Linked DNA regions of Homo sapiens: all the other regions are linked to region 1. Evidence: chromatin contacts called from ENCODE Hi-C or POLR2A ChIA-PET data. All regions are on one chromosome and are shown on one strand. The core of a region is the stretch at or near the end of the contact, and the rest is flanking DNA. Distances in the headings are between cores, read along the strand shown. Region 1 holds the start of MMGT1 (membrane magnesium transporter 1). Region 2 holds the start of SMIM10L2A (small integral membrane protein 10 like 2A). Region 3 overlaps ARHGEF6 (Rac/Cdc42 guanine nucleotide exchange factor 6).

What was found. A loop is a pair of places that touch in the nucleus more often than their neighbours do. ChIA-PET counts read pairs that join two places held with the same protein, here RNA polymerase II (POLR2A). Pooled maps may share reads with other maps.
Region 2: a map of B cell shows a loop between it and region 1 (12-fold over the local background). The contact joins the promoter of SMIM10L2A here to the promoter of MMGT1 in region 1. A Hi-C loop is called at or near these places in 4 of 168 maps with a recorded cell type or tissue (B cell, CD4-positive, alpha-beta T cell, CD8-positive, alpha-beta T cell and 1 more), 2 of 37 single-sample maps with no recorded cell type and 14 of 50 pooled maps. POLR2A ChIA-PET finds 5 or more read pairs at or near these places in 1 of 52 experiments (A549).
Region 3: a loop to region 1 is called in a pooled map, with 3 times the contacts of the local background. The contact joins the enhancer-like site here to the promoter of MMGT1 in region 1. A Hi-C loop is called at or near these places in 6 of 50 pooled maps.

Annotation. Positions count from the first base shown.
Region 1 is chrX:135,970,797-135,975,355 of GRCh38, forward strand. MMGT1 (membrane magnesium transporter 1) reads right to left here and starts at 3,192. Exons shown (of 4, transcript NM_173470.3): 1 at 2,801-3,192; 2 at 262-314. The coding sequence starts at 2,879. It also overlaps a transcript of SLC9A6 not described here. RefSeq lists an enhancer at 2,741-3,270 and a silencer at 3,281-3,390.
Region 2 is chrX:135,420,489-135,424,860 of GRCh38, forward strand. SMIM10L2A (small integral membrane protein 10 like 2A) reads left to right here and starts at 1,456. Exons shown (of 2, transcript NM_203306.3): 1 at 1,456-2,242; 2 at 3,145-4,372. The coding sequence starts at 1,644. The coding sequence ends at 1,880. RefSeq lists a silencer at 1,517-1,746.
Region 3 is chrX:136,688,235-136,693,060 of GRCh38, forward strand. ARHGEF6 (Rac/Cdc42 guanine nucleotide exchange factor 6) reads right to left here. Exons shown (of 22, transcript NM_004840.3): 10 at 2,376-2,514. Among named protein-coding and RNA genes, the nearest start is that of CD40LG, 42 kb to the left of the region's middle. Within about 2 kb of position 2,982, at least 6 of the 41 ENCODE cell types and tissues checked have a DNase peak (open chromatin) inside an H3K27ac peak, as active enhancers do.

The DNA.
Region 1 (4,559 bases), core at 1,942-4,441:
TACTCGGGAGGCTGTGGCAGGAGAATGGTGTGAACCTGGGAGGCGGAGCTTGCAGTGAGCTGAGATCAGGCCACTGCACTCCAGCCTGGGTGACAGAGTGAGACTCCGTCTCAAAAGAGAAAAGAAAAGAAAAGAAAAGTGGAGATCAGATTTTATTTCATGTCTGAAAAATTTTACGAAAAACCAGTAAAAAAAAAATTATTACAAGCTATGTGGCTGATTTTAAACATACATGTAACGGAATATAAATGACCAACTTACATCTATTGGCAGTGATTCATCTTCTTTTTCTGTTAATCGCATATAAGAACGATCTATAAACCAGAAGCATACCATTAAGGAAACTGTAGTTCATTTTTCTTTCTTAAAATGAAGCAAATCAATATACCAAAGAAGTGGCTGACTTATGTGCAGCACACCAGCATGGCACATGTATACATATGTAACTAACCTGCACATTGTGCACATGTACCCTAAAACTTAAAGTATAATAATAATAAAATAAAATAAAAAATAAAAAAAGAAGTGGCTGACTTATATGCTACATAAAGTAATGCTAATCCTGGATTCCTCAAAACCTTCTATCTTCTAAGGTAGTCAGCTCTATCTTAGTCAACTATTTTATTTTCATCATGACCTGCTTTGTCACCTTATAAAATGGGTAAGAGTGACAAGTGAGCAAGTATGAGGCAGAAATACCTTAGTATAATTTTTCTTTCATTATTATAGAAATACTAGAAACTTCTCAAAACCGTTACTTTCACTAACTCGCCAAAGAAATCACAATTATTTAAAAAGTAAAGTCTACAGAAAATCTCAACTCTGAAATAGCACCACCACCAACCACACAGTATGGACAAAATAATACTGGTATGGAAATGGTTCTCCTGAGAGGATACGCTGGGGCAGTGGTGGAATAGGAATTCCATGAAATCAATTTCTGCCTCTACTAGTTAATTATAATTCCGCTGCTGCTGCCTTAACCTCAGGAGGCAGCAAGGGATAAAAGAAAAGGATCAGGATTTGGAAACTGGTAAGCCTAAATCAGTGCCAGCTCTTCAATTTACTATAATTTCATTTAATTAAAGAAGCCCGCAGTGATCATAATACATATCTCAAGTTCAGAGTGTTAAAATGGTGGGTGTCTTAGAATCAAAGAAATACAGTATCTATTTTTTTCATTACCTGAATTTCCACAACAGTAAAATGAGAATAATGTGAGGTGAGGATTAAACAAGATACAGTAAATGACTGGTGCCCTACTGTAACAAAGTTCATTACAGCAAAGATGAGCATGCCACAGCACCACATTGTGCTATCTGCTGCTACAGTCTGACATGACACACTTAGTCTTAAAGTTACATATTACTCTCTCCCTAACATGAGCATTATATATAAAGAGGTCTCACTGCAGTGGCAAATCCACAAGGCATTCTCATCACCCAAAACATAAAATACAAAAATCTTAATTCTAGATGAACCTAGGACAATCCCTATTTAATAACGTACTTTGGACTAAATAATTCAAACTGTTTTTGAGTGCATGTGTATTGACTCTTGAAGAAGAATGTGTTTAGAGACATTTCTTAAGTTTTAACCTACAGCTCTGTCATAAAGACAAGTGTAAAAGAAACATCAAACCAACACCAAAAATCGATTTTGACTAATCTCCTATCTGGTTCAATTCCTAGCTAGCTTGCTAGTTTGCATGAAGCCTCGCCTGCTTCTAACACTACCTTTAACCAGGAATTTCCTCATCTGTAAAATGAAGGGGTTGGACTTCAGTGAACTCCAAAGGCCCTTCTCGCCCCACAATCATATAATTCTACAGTTAAAGCTTACTGTAGAAAATGACACAGTACTCCAGTGTATCCTAATCTCTTCCAGGACAGTGTTTCTCAAACTAATGCGCATACAAATCACCCTGGGATCTTATTAAAACCCAGATTCTGATTGAACAGGTCTGGCCTGAGTATCTTCTAATTACCTGCCAGGTGGTGCTCATGATGCTGGTCTGTTGATCACACTGTAAGCAGCAAGGATCTAGGATACTTTCCTTAACCTCCCAGTTCCCCCAAAATATGACTGTCCCTGCTTCCATGCATCCTTATATACTTTTAGCATATCACTTTATTGTAACTACTTCTTGATCCACTTGTTTTCCTTTAGACTTTGAACTGGCTCAGGGCATCACTGTATCTCTAGCACCTAAACACAGCGCAATTTCAAACAGCGACCCAAAACTGAATTTCATAACGCAGTGTAGCACAAATCTTTTGCCCAACGTCACACAGATGTAGCGGTAATGCAAGTTTTTAACAACCAGTCCTTTAGACTCCCAGTCCAGTGCTCTTTCTCCTGTACCACAGTGCCTCCCTGAGGCAATCGGTCACTTAACTACTCAGTCTCTGCCTGGACAGCCCAAGAGTGCCCAAGATGTTGTCCACTTGGTTGTCGTGGGACCATGAGCAACCAGAGTCCTCAATCTCACAACTGTGCCTGATCTGCCCCATGCTGGATCTGACATCACTTGTCCTGGATTCCTGGAGACTCCTATTCTGAACCCTCTCCCAGACACCTCCTTCCAACCTTCCTGCAATTTCAGGTGCCACACTCTCTCCAAATTCAAACTCCGAACCTTCCACTGGGAACTCCTGCACTGATTTTCTTAGTCACCCCAAACTGTAAGGTCTCAAAGGACCATTAATCTGACACTCGGTCCGATGGTCCCTTAGAAGTGCGCCCACACACCGCCCCTAGGGTTCCACACCGAAGCGGTCCCCGTGCCCCAGGCACTTACGCTGCGCAGCGGAAAAGGCGGCGTGGGCTAGGGCAAAGAGACCGATGCCCACCAGCCCCTTCCACAGCGACGGCGCCATGATGCCGAAGGAGCAGCAGCCCAGCAAAAGAAGCGAAGGACGGCGGAGCTGTTTCTTCTTCCACCGGCGGGTGTCCGCGCGCCGCAGAAAGATGACGTCACTGAAGTCCTGAGCGCAAAGTGTCTCAGTGGTGGAAAAGCCAGAGGGCTGTGAGAAAACGGAAACAGGAATGCCGGGAAGAAGCAGAAAGCTACACGGAAAAAGGTCCGCGAGAACCCACGAACCTGCGCTATGGAGGCCTCTCTAGGAGGGCCGGAGCCCAACGGAGTCATAAACGAAGAGGCGAAAGCGGGAGCTACGGGGAAGCGAAGAGGAAGGGCGCCGGCAAATGGGGGCAGGGCCAGTGGCGAGAACAGGGTGGGGCAGAGGGACGGGGGCCTGCGTAGAGAACGTGTGGGGGCGAGGGGCGGGGTAGGCAGACGGGCGGGGTGGGGAAGACGCGCGGGGCCCGCACGAGGGTGGGTGTAGCCGAGGGGCGGGGCCAGTGGGTGGGTGGGTGGGCGTAGCCGGGGGGGGGGGGCCCTGGTGGGTGCGGTCGAGTGGCGGGGCCTGCGGGGAGGATGGGTGGGGCCGAGGGGCGGGGAGGAGGTGGGGCCGAGGGGCGGGGAGGAGGTGGGGCCGAGGGGCGGGGAGGAGGTGGGGCCGAGGGCGGGGCCTACGGGAGGATGGGTGGGGCGTAGGGGGCGGGGCGGAGGGGACGGAGAGTGGGTGAGGGCCGAGGGGGCGGGGAGGAGGTGGGACCGAGGGGCGGGGAGGAGGTGGGACCGAGGGGGCGCGGAGGAGTGGGACCGAGGGGGCGGGGAGGAGGTGGGGCCGAGGGGCGGGAGGAGGTGGGGCCGAGGGGCGGGGCTGGGGGCGTTGGGGAAAGGCGGTAGGTGCTGGATATAGACCCCTGACAGTTGTGTTTTGTGGGTTGGTTGGTTTTGGCTTTTTGTGAAACTGTGCCTTTTGTTTTCTGTAGGCCTTTCCTGTGCTTCAGCTCCCTGGAAACTGGCACTGCAGAAGGAGGCAAGGGTGTTAAAACGAGGAGGCAGTGTCAGGACAAAATCCCAGGATCTGGAACCCCAAATACTTGGCTCGCGGGAAGTGCTCAGTAAACCATTTTAAGGTCCTGGAGAAAGATTCGCGCAAAAAGAGGTGTAGCGCGGGGGGAGTGTTTTGTCGTGAAAAGAACCAGCTTACATTAAGGAAGAAATGAAAGAGGAAATTTTAAAATGCTAATAACGCAGCCTTCTTGCCTTGTCTCTATCTCTGATCCGGGTAAAATGTATACTCCTCTGCCCATTTTTCTTTGTCTTCATCTCCTGAAATGTAGACATTTAATAGTGAGCTTCTCCCCTTGACCTCATCACTCTGCTGTCCCCTGGGGAGCTCACCCATTCATTCCCACCGCTTCAGCCAGCAAAGGTATTACAGTGATTCCAAATCGACATCTCTATCACAAATATCTCTCCTTAGCTCCAGGGCTGCATTTCTGACTACCAGATAGGCATTTATTTCCTGTGGCACTTAAAACGTAATATGGCTAAAATGGAATTCATCCTTTTTTTCCAAATTCTGCACCAGTTCCTCCAGTGACCCCTGACTGAGTGGCAAAGCTTTGTAAACTGCATATCACAAGGTAAATGCAAAGTATGATCACCATTCTTTTCCTTTAACCCAATCAGAATTCTACGTTTT
Region 2 (4,372 bases), core at 206-2,705, 550 kb before region 1:
ATTTGGGAGGCCGAGGTAAGCGGATAACCTGAGATCAGGAGTTCCAGATCAGCTTGGCCAACATGGTGAACCCTATCTCTATTAAAAATACTAAAAATACAAAAATTAGCCAGGCGTGGTGTCGCGTGCCTGTAGTCCCAGCTACTTAGGAGGCTGAGGCAAGAGAATCGCTTGAACCTGGGAGGCAGAGACAGCAGTGAGCTGAGATCATCAGCGTGGAAGACAGAGTGAGACTTAGTCTCAAAAAAAAAAAAAAAGAAAAGAAAAAAAAAGAAAAAAAAGAATAGAAAAGAGAAAAAGAAAGAAAAGAAAAACCACGCCCAGCCTCCTGCCCTGGCATTTTTTTTTTTGATGCATGTATACCCATGCATGGATGTGTTGCGTTGTTGATAAAATCGTGATGTCCACACAATAACCAGAATCCAGTGATTCTGGAACTGGATTTTTTTTTTCTTGATCATGTAGGTAGGACAATTGCTCAATCAGTGTAAATGGATCCGCTGCGTTCCTCAGTTACGTGGGATACCATAGAGATGATCAGGCGTGACGGTGAACAGGTATTTTGAGAGTTCTTAAATACCCACGTCAACCTTTGTTGTGAAAACTGGGATGGGGTTGGGTGAACCTACTTCTTTCTTGCCGACAGTTTTTCAAAAGTCATGACCATAACGAAGTGAGAGCATTTCCCCACATCATTAAAACAGTCTGAAAAAACGCTACTGGGTTTTGACTGGTTTACGTTTAATAAAGATTGAATGAAACCACGAAAGGGCTTTTAAGCACACTGGCAACAAACAAACAAAAAGGCCATAAACAAGAGCAAATGAAAACCCAAGACGACCTTGTGCAACCACCATGGCAAACAATGGATTAAGAAGAGTGCTTAGAAAGGGAAGGACAATGGGGAAATTCGCCAATAAAGAGATATACGTGACCAGCAAATATACCAGAAAGGGAAAAATGCACGCATGTGGGCTTGATGGCACTCTGTAGCGCAGTTACTGCACCATGCGAATTAAAGAAAGATATAATGGCTTGGCTGGCCAGTTTTCAGGGGAGACCGTGGGAGAAGGGAGGTGATATGAACAGGCAGAGGCTTCTGCACGTGCTTTCTATACAGAATCAGCGTAGCGGCCCAGATTGTCCTCCTCCACTGCCGCTCCACCCTGGGAAATGGTCTCAAAGCGATCCCTGGCAGCTCCGCCCTTCAATCCACTCCAGCCTCCGGAGGCGCCCGGAAAGAGGCGGGGCTGTGTGGGCGGGACGGGGCAGTGGGCGGAGCTGAGCCTGCGGGGCACGTCGAGCAGGCGGGGTCGCAGCGCTGACGGCCTCTCTGCGGCTCCCGGTTGGGGGCGTGGCTAAGCCAGCGGCGGACCTATGCTGGCCTGGGGGGGTTCGGGGTGGGGGTTCGGGGGGGTGGCCCCCCGCAGTGAGGAGGTGTGGAGGGGGCGGCGTGTGCGGGATCGTGGAGGTGGGGCCGAGGCAGCGGCCGCCTGAGCCCCGCTCGGCCTTGGGAACACGGGGGCGGGGCGGCCGCGGCTCTGGGCGACCCGCTGGGTGCACTAGTGCTCGGGTCCCACCGCCCTGAGGCTCGCGCTCGAGCGGGTCAGTCGGTCGGCGGGGCCTGCGCGGGGCCCGGGCCCATGGCGGCGTCGGCGGCTCTGTCTGCAGCGGCGGCTGCGGCGGCCCTGTCTGGCCTGGCGGTGCGGCTGTCGCGCTCAGCTGCGGCCCGAGGCTCGTACGGCGCCTTCTGCAAGGGGCTCACGCGCACGCTGCTCACCTTCTTCGACCTGGCCTGGCGGCTGCGCATGAACTTCCCCTACTTCTACATCGTGGCCTCGGTGATGCTTAACGTCCGCCTGCAGGTGCGGATCGAGTGAGCGCCGGCGGCGGCGGCGGCGAAGGCCCGGCTGAAGGGGCGCCCGTGTCCCCGCCCGCCCCCGGCCGGGTCGCCGGCATGAAGGAAAGCTGGGCCGCGGCGGGGGGCGGAGGCGGGGCGGCTCGGACCCCTGGACTCTAGACCTACGCCGCCAGGGCACGACGGCCCAGCCCTGGCCCCGGCTGCGGTCTCAGCCCGGGGGCCCTGGATCGCGCAGAAACGCACTGAATGGGCCCCTGCCATCGGGCTCCAGAAACTACCTGGGCTCGGCCGACCTGTTGCCTCATATTGGCCAAAGAGGGGGAAACCAGAAGGAGGGAATTCTGCTGCGGCGACTTGACTTTCCAGGCCCGGAGCAGAAAGGTAGGAGGCGACAGGTTGGAATGGGAGAGGGGCGGTGGCTCTGCCCTTCAGATGTCAGGGCGTGTTGGCGGTCAGGGGGAAGTATGGAAGGCACCGGGGCAAACCAGCCAGAAGAGCTGTGGAGCCCAGGTGGGGAAAGGAAAGGCAGCCGCAGGCTCTCCCCTCCTCCCCAGTCATGATTGCAGGATAGGGTGAGGGGCGGCCCCCTCCCGCCCACGCCCCAGTGCCTGCCTCCCTTTCTGCAGAGGCCCCCAGGGTGTCCCCTGAACCCTGAGGAATGGAGGGTAATGGGCTGGGGGCGGCCCCGGAAGGCCCTAGAGGAGCAACGATGCCCCCACCCTTCTCTTCCCCACCAGTCGGTGGGCATAGGGAGGACGGTTCTCTTCTAGGTTGAGCCCCATATCTGTTCTCAGCCCTCAGCCCTGGGTCTCTCTGCAGCTCCTGCACAGCCCTTGGCAAAACTGCCTCCTGCCCTGTCTTTGGGGCCAGAGGACTGGTCTCTGCCTGCTCCTGCTGTCCCTTATGTTCCCCTACCCCTACATGAGGGCACCCCCCAAGCTCTGCATTTGGAGACAGGGAAGAGTGGGAGAGACGCATTCCTACCGTCCCCTCCCCTAGTCTTGCTCTTCTGCCATGTCAGCCCATGCTCCCTAAGGCCCCTAGCTAGCAAGGCCCTCCCAGGGCCAGAGTCCCATCCTCCAGCCCCAGACGGCCTCTAGAAGCCTACTGTGTACTGAAGTGATCTGGGAAAAGGAGACCTGCCTGAGCACACAGCAGCTCTCAGCCTGGGGTGGGCAGAGCAGATGGAGGAGGGGCTTGCAGAGGAGGCCATTCCCGGGGGAAGCAAGGACGTGTCTGGTGGCCAGGCAACTGAGGTCCCCATCTCTTTCTTTCTCTTTCAGGCATTGGCATTTGTAGGCGGTGACCCGCCCCTTCTCTGGCCTTGCCAAGAGTCACATCCCTGCCCAGGGGCACCTCTGGCCCTGGAACTTGCCTGGGCAGAGGCAGCGTGAAGGGCCTGAACAAGAGGAGAAGAAGGGCCTTCCTAGTAGAGGCACAGCATGGACAAAGGCTCACAGGGGTGGGGGTGCCCAGTGATCGAGTCCTGGCTTGGGAAGGAAGGTCTGAGTTCCCTGGGAACTGAAATCTGCTAGCAGCACTGTGAGAGAGGTGTATTTCCCCCTCCTAATGACAGAGGAAACTGAGGCTTCAGGGAGGGGTGGATTTGCCCTTGACATGCAGATAGGAGGAGGAGGAACTGCGTGTGCCCCTGGGCCTGCAGGCCCCCACACCCCTCCCCAGTCTTCTTCAAGACCTGGCATGGTGGGAGGAGGGAGGGGGAAGTGGAGAGGGGAGCATAGGGCTCCTGGGGCACCAAGGGAGAGAGGGGCCCAGGGGTAGGGAATCTAGGAATGTCGCTTTCCTTGGAGCAGTACGGAAAGTCACAGGGAAGATCAGGAGGACGGACAGCTGAGATGGGAGACAGGAGAGATGAGCCCCAGGACCCCTGGGGAGCCAAGCTGTCCCCCACATCCTAGCCTCTCACCCCACCTGGAGCTTCACCAAGGGCTCCTCAGCAGTGAAGTGGCACAAGCCTCCCAGTTTGGTGGGCAAGTGGGGGTGATCTTGGTGTTGTGGCTCCTGGAGACACGACATAACCAGGAGGGTGAAGGGATAAACCTGGGGTGGGCTGGGGCTGAGACCCATGGCATGACCCCAATTCTCTCTCCTCAAGCTCGACCCCCCATCCCCAGGATCACACAGGAGAATCTCATCCTCACGGCTTGGATTGCTCCTGGGGGCCCCCTGGTGTGCTGCTAACTGGTGTACAATGCTCAGGAGCAGCCCAGAGGGGAGCCGGGAAGGGACCCTCGCCCTTACCATCTATCCCCATTTCCGCATCTCTTGCACTGGTACCCCGGGCGCCACGTTCTCAGTTCCTGGGACTGAAAACTGCAGCAGTCTGGCCAGCTCCAGGGACAGAGTGGCCCAGCCACCTACTATGTACCCTCCTCAGCTGCCCACTGGACTCAGGTCCTGAATGAAGCTGTCCGCCTGCCTCATGCCAGAAGCGGCTGGACAGTGGCTGCCTCATGACCCTTGCAGTCTCCCACATCCAGGGCCTGATGA
Region 3 (4,826 bases), core at 1,732-4,231, 720 kb after region 1:
CAGCATGGGAGCATTTGGAATCTCAGTGACTCTAATTATTAGGTGATTAAGAAATTAAGAGAGTTGGTAATGCATCATATATTTAGTAACAATGTAGTAAAAGGCAAGAGTTCCCACTTCCCTTTTTGCTATTATACTTTGGATAATGATTATTTAATAATAAATATAATAATTAAATAATTATTCGGGGTACATCATTAGGTCATGTTGTTGGTAGATGACAGGAGGTAGGGAATGGTGGAAACAAGAGTCGTGGTTAGAGAAAAATCAATCTATCAGCCGGGCATGGTGGTGCATGCCTATAGTCCCAGCTACTTGGGAGGCTGAGCTGAGAGGATCAGCTGAGCCCAGAGGTCGAGACTGTGATGAGCTGTGATTGTGCCACTATACTCCAGCCTGGGTGATAGAGTGAGACCCTGTCTCAAAACAAACAAACAAACAAACAACAACAACAAAAACTCAAGAGAAAAATCAATCTAATTCCATTTCCTAAAATGCCTCCATTTTCTTTCAGCAGTGTGAACATGGCAGATGGGAAAAGATTCCAAGTTTCATACCATATTTTCCTTCTTAAGCAAGGCTCTTACACATGGCCTGCAATCCTGTGGTACTTGCAATTCCGAAAGTGGACAGATTCAAAAACGGCTTAGAGGAATCCATAATTCCATAACTGTTTATGAAGGGAAGACACAGATTCTTATGGGTAGATGTGCACCTAACATTGGGGCATAGGGGATATGTCCTTTGGAACTCAGCTGGAGTAAGGGAAGACTAAATCTCCTGCCCCACTAGTCTCGGGTGATAAAATACAGAGCTGAACAGATTAGGGGCCTGACCCAAGCCAAGAATGACATTGCTCATAAAAAGTAAGGTTGTATTCCTTTACAGTAAAATTTATCCTTATCCAAATCAACTGACAAACAAGAAGTTCAGGCTTTATTCTACTGTTAGCAGCCATGCCAAATGCTCTGAAATCTGCACAAAGTGTCTCACCCAGTGGTGAACTAGTTCTAAAGGCTTGTATTTTCTGATGATGGGAAATGAGAGGCAGCCAAAGACATGTGACCCACAGCAAATGGAAGCAGGAGGAGAACAGGCTCCACTACAAGAAAGACTGAGATATAGGATCCAGGCAGCAGGAGCATCTGGGATTTGTTTCTCCCCAAAATAAGTGCATATTTGCATTTCAACACTGAAAAGTAATAGAAACTGAGGCCACTCGTTTCTGGATTTTTGTGATAAGCAAGGAGGGGCAAACCTCAAACGGTTCAGCAAACTGGTTTAGCTTATGGAAAGGCATCCAGAGGTCAACACCTTCCTGAGCCCTAACTGAAATTTCACACTGACAGGCTTTGCTCACCAGCTCCCCACTGCCTCCGGCTTTCAGGCAGGTCAAATACCCTGAGAATGTGGTTTCGCTCAGAGAACATTCTTTCAATCCTTACAAATGCTGACAAGCCCGGCAGAGTGCGGGTGCACTCTTTTTCTTTAAAGATAATCAAACCCCTTGAAACCTCAAAACCTTTCCCCAGACACAGGAAGAGCAACTAGGGTAAATGCAGCCTCCTCCAGCAGGCCCTCCTCTCCCACCCACACTTAAATCCCCCATGAACAATCACAAAAGAATGGCTCAAGGAGCTAGCTCTGCTGATTGGTTTTTCATAACATGAGGCCTTTGGTTCTTGGTGAAAAAATATTCAATTATCAGGCCTCATTGCAAAATCTTAGAATTTAGAAAAGATTATAGCTATGCTACAACAGTTGCAAGTAAACTGTAGGCTTATAAATAAAAATGTGGGGGGACTCTGATGTACATGCATGATGTGTAGAGAGATACCACTAATATTGTATCCATCCATTAGTCTTTAAGGAATACCAGAATCTTCCACTGTTATCCAGAGTCAGGAAGTTGAATGATGGCAGAATTCTAGAGATAAATATTCCTGTCTATAGTGAACTTGTTCTTTGTACATTCTGATGTTGTTTTGCTCTATCTCCCACAATAAAGTTGGTTAATATACCAGAAACAAAGAAGATTTCTTAGTTGGATTTTGACCAAACTACTGAGAGGGCAAAAGAAAACTCAAGTTAGCAAGTAAGCATAGACTTAAGGGAAGCCACAGGACCAAGGCTTGGAAGAGAAGAGCGAAAAGGGAGAATGATCATTAATATCTAGTAGCAAAGAGTAAGGATCTTATTTTGCTGCATAAAAAGGAAAACTAGAAGCCTGAGAAGAGGGAAGAACAGATAAAGTAAATTTTGAATCCAAGACCTTGATTCCTCTGCAAGGCCATTTTGGAGGCAAATTGGCTGCGTCCTCCAGAGCACAGGACCATACTTGGCACACGAGCTTGAAAAAGTTCACCTTCCCTTACCTCCATATGCCGTTCTAACTCTTGCAAGAGAGTAACATATTTCTCCAGTCGCATGAATGGTTTGCTGAGGTTTGTTGTTAAAATGAGGATACCTGGGCTCGATGCACCTTGATTTTCCATGAATTGTTCCAACTCATCACTAGCAAAAGAACAAATATAATTTTGTTACTGTTGAATATCTCATGTAAAGAATTATCAACCTAAAATTATTTTACTGTATTTCACACAATATAAAGCCAAATAAAAATGTGTTTTACTAGTCCAAATGCTGTTCAATTTGTTTTGGCTCAACTAAATCAGGTTTTATTAAGCTCCTTCTGTAAAATCAGCACCAGGGCTCCTTTGGTGAGCCAGACACTCATGATCCCTGGTGTCACACATTCAACAATTACTGATTGAGCATCTACTAAGTGACAGGCTCTGTTCTCTGATGGGGCTACAGCAGTGAACAAAAAAAAAAAATCCCCACCCTTAAGGAGCCTACATTCATGGGCGTGAGATATACAGTGTATCAGATGACCCAGAACTTAAAGTATAATTTAAAAAATAGATTTTCTTAATCACTTCAAACGTCCTAGTTATTGGCTGGTCAGGTGCCTAAAGATAACAATCCACAAGGTTGTATCACCCACTTGTAATGTTCTAGAATCACTTCCTGCATTTAGATACCAGCATGTTTGTATGACTAACCACAAAGTCACTTAGCCCAATATCAAAAACCAGTGAAGCAGGTTAACCAAACACTTCCATAAGGCAGTAACTTGGTGAAAAAATATATTAATATTTTATGAACTGTGTGCTGTAAATGTCTAATTCTAAGCCAGTGCTTTTTCTGCTGTTTAGCACCGTTCCAAACTGTTTACTTTCCACCAACAGGGATATTGAGTCCTGGGGCTGCAAGATCATTTTGATACATATTTAAGCAAAATATACTTAGAGGAGGAAACCTACTGCCTAAGTGACAGCTTATGTTGAAACTTCTGCTTTATTACATGGCCCTTTTACCTCTTTGGTTGGCCATGCATATCCAGTCAGTCACAAATCTTCTTGGATCTGTTCATTCCTTTCCATTCCTGCTGCCACTGCCTTAGTTCAGGATTTCAGCTCATTCCATCTGGCTCACTTCAATAGACCAACTGTTTTCCTGGCTTCCAGGCTTTTTCCAGGTCCTACAGACTACCATTTTAGCCTCACTGCTTTCCTACCCAAGAGGCTGAGTGCCTACAAGATCAAGTCTTAACTTTTTAAACTCCTACTGGCTCCACCATCTTTCTCACTACTCCCCAGCAGGAAACCCCTAGTGCAAAGTGACCTACTTATTCTCCCTAGAACACGTCTTATGCCATGGTTCCCAACTGTGGTGTGCTGCTATAAGGTGTGAAGTGTGTTCAAAAAACTTGCTATCAGTAATAAAGTACTAGGAGGCTGGAAACAGAGCGGATTGCAGGTTATCCCTGCAATCCCCACCCACACTCTCCCTTCGTGGGCTTTTCTGAGCAGGAGAGAAAAGATGGAGTTTCAGCTAATGCAACAGCAGCCTTGAGTCATGCAGTATGGCACATATGTTGGGCTGGGAATGGCTGCCTTAATGGAGTCTAGATCACATATGAGAGGTCATATCTAGCAATTGCTGCTAATCCTTTTATAAAACTTTTACAAAATTATAGAGACAGGGTTTTGCCATTTTGCCCAGGCTGGTGTCGAACTCCTGGGCTCAAGCAATCCTCCCACCTCGGCCTCCCAAAGTGCTGGGACTACAGGCATGAACCACCGCACCCAGCCTGCTGCTAATCCTTTTATCAGTTTTCGTAGTCTTGTTCCAGAAGTAGCCAAAGGGAGGGAAATGTCCTAGACTTGGAGTCATAAAAGAGAGTTGGCAACCCTGGATGAGTTGCCTGAGCCTCAACTGACTCATGCTTATAAGAGAGATAAAACCTACTTCCTAATAAAATTGCAAAGATTAAATATTGGGGGTTTTAATGCTACTATTTCATGCTAAGAATTGTACATGCATTCATTCTTGTTTAATGACAACAACATTTCAACATAGGTGTTCTCCCCATTTTACAGATGAGAAAACTGAGAGGAAGGGTGATAGTAAGTGGCTACAGTGGGATTCATACTCAGGTCTGAAGCCAAAGCCTCAGGTCTTTTTAGGATGCCATACTGGCTCTCTGCAGGACAGGATTTTGTAAACTTTAAAGTAGTCAGTGGATGCATTATTATTATTATTATCCCAAGACAAATACCTTGCTAAAATCACATCTTTAAAAACTACCAGTACCTGTGGTTTCCAACTTAATGGAAATTCAATTGATGTTCAATTGCCAACCAAGAGCATAAAGTGCATAAAGAGGTTTAAAAATTCATTGCATATAAAATATAATTAGGGAAATAACTCGGGTTTGGAGTGCATTTGAGTAGAAATGTAATTTGGAGAAAATCATTTTC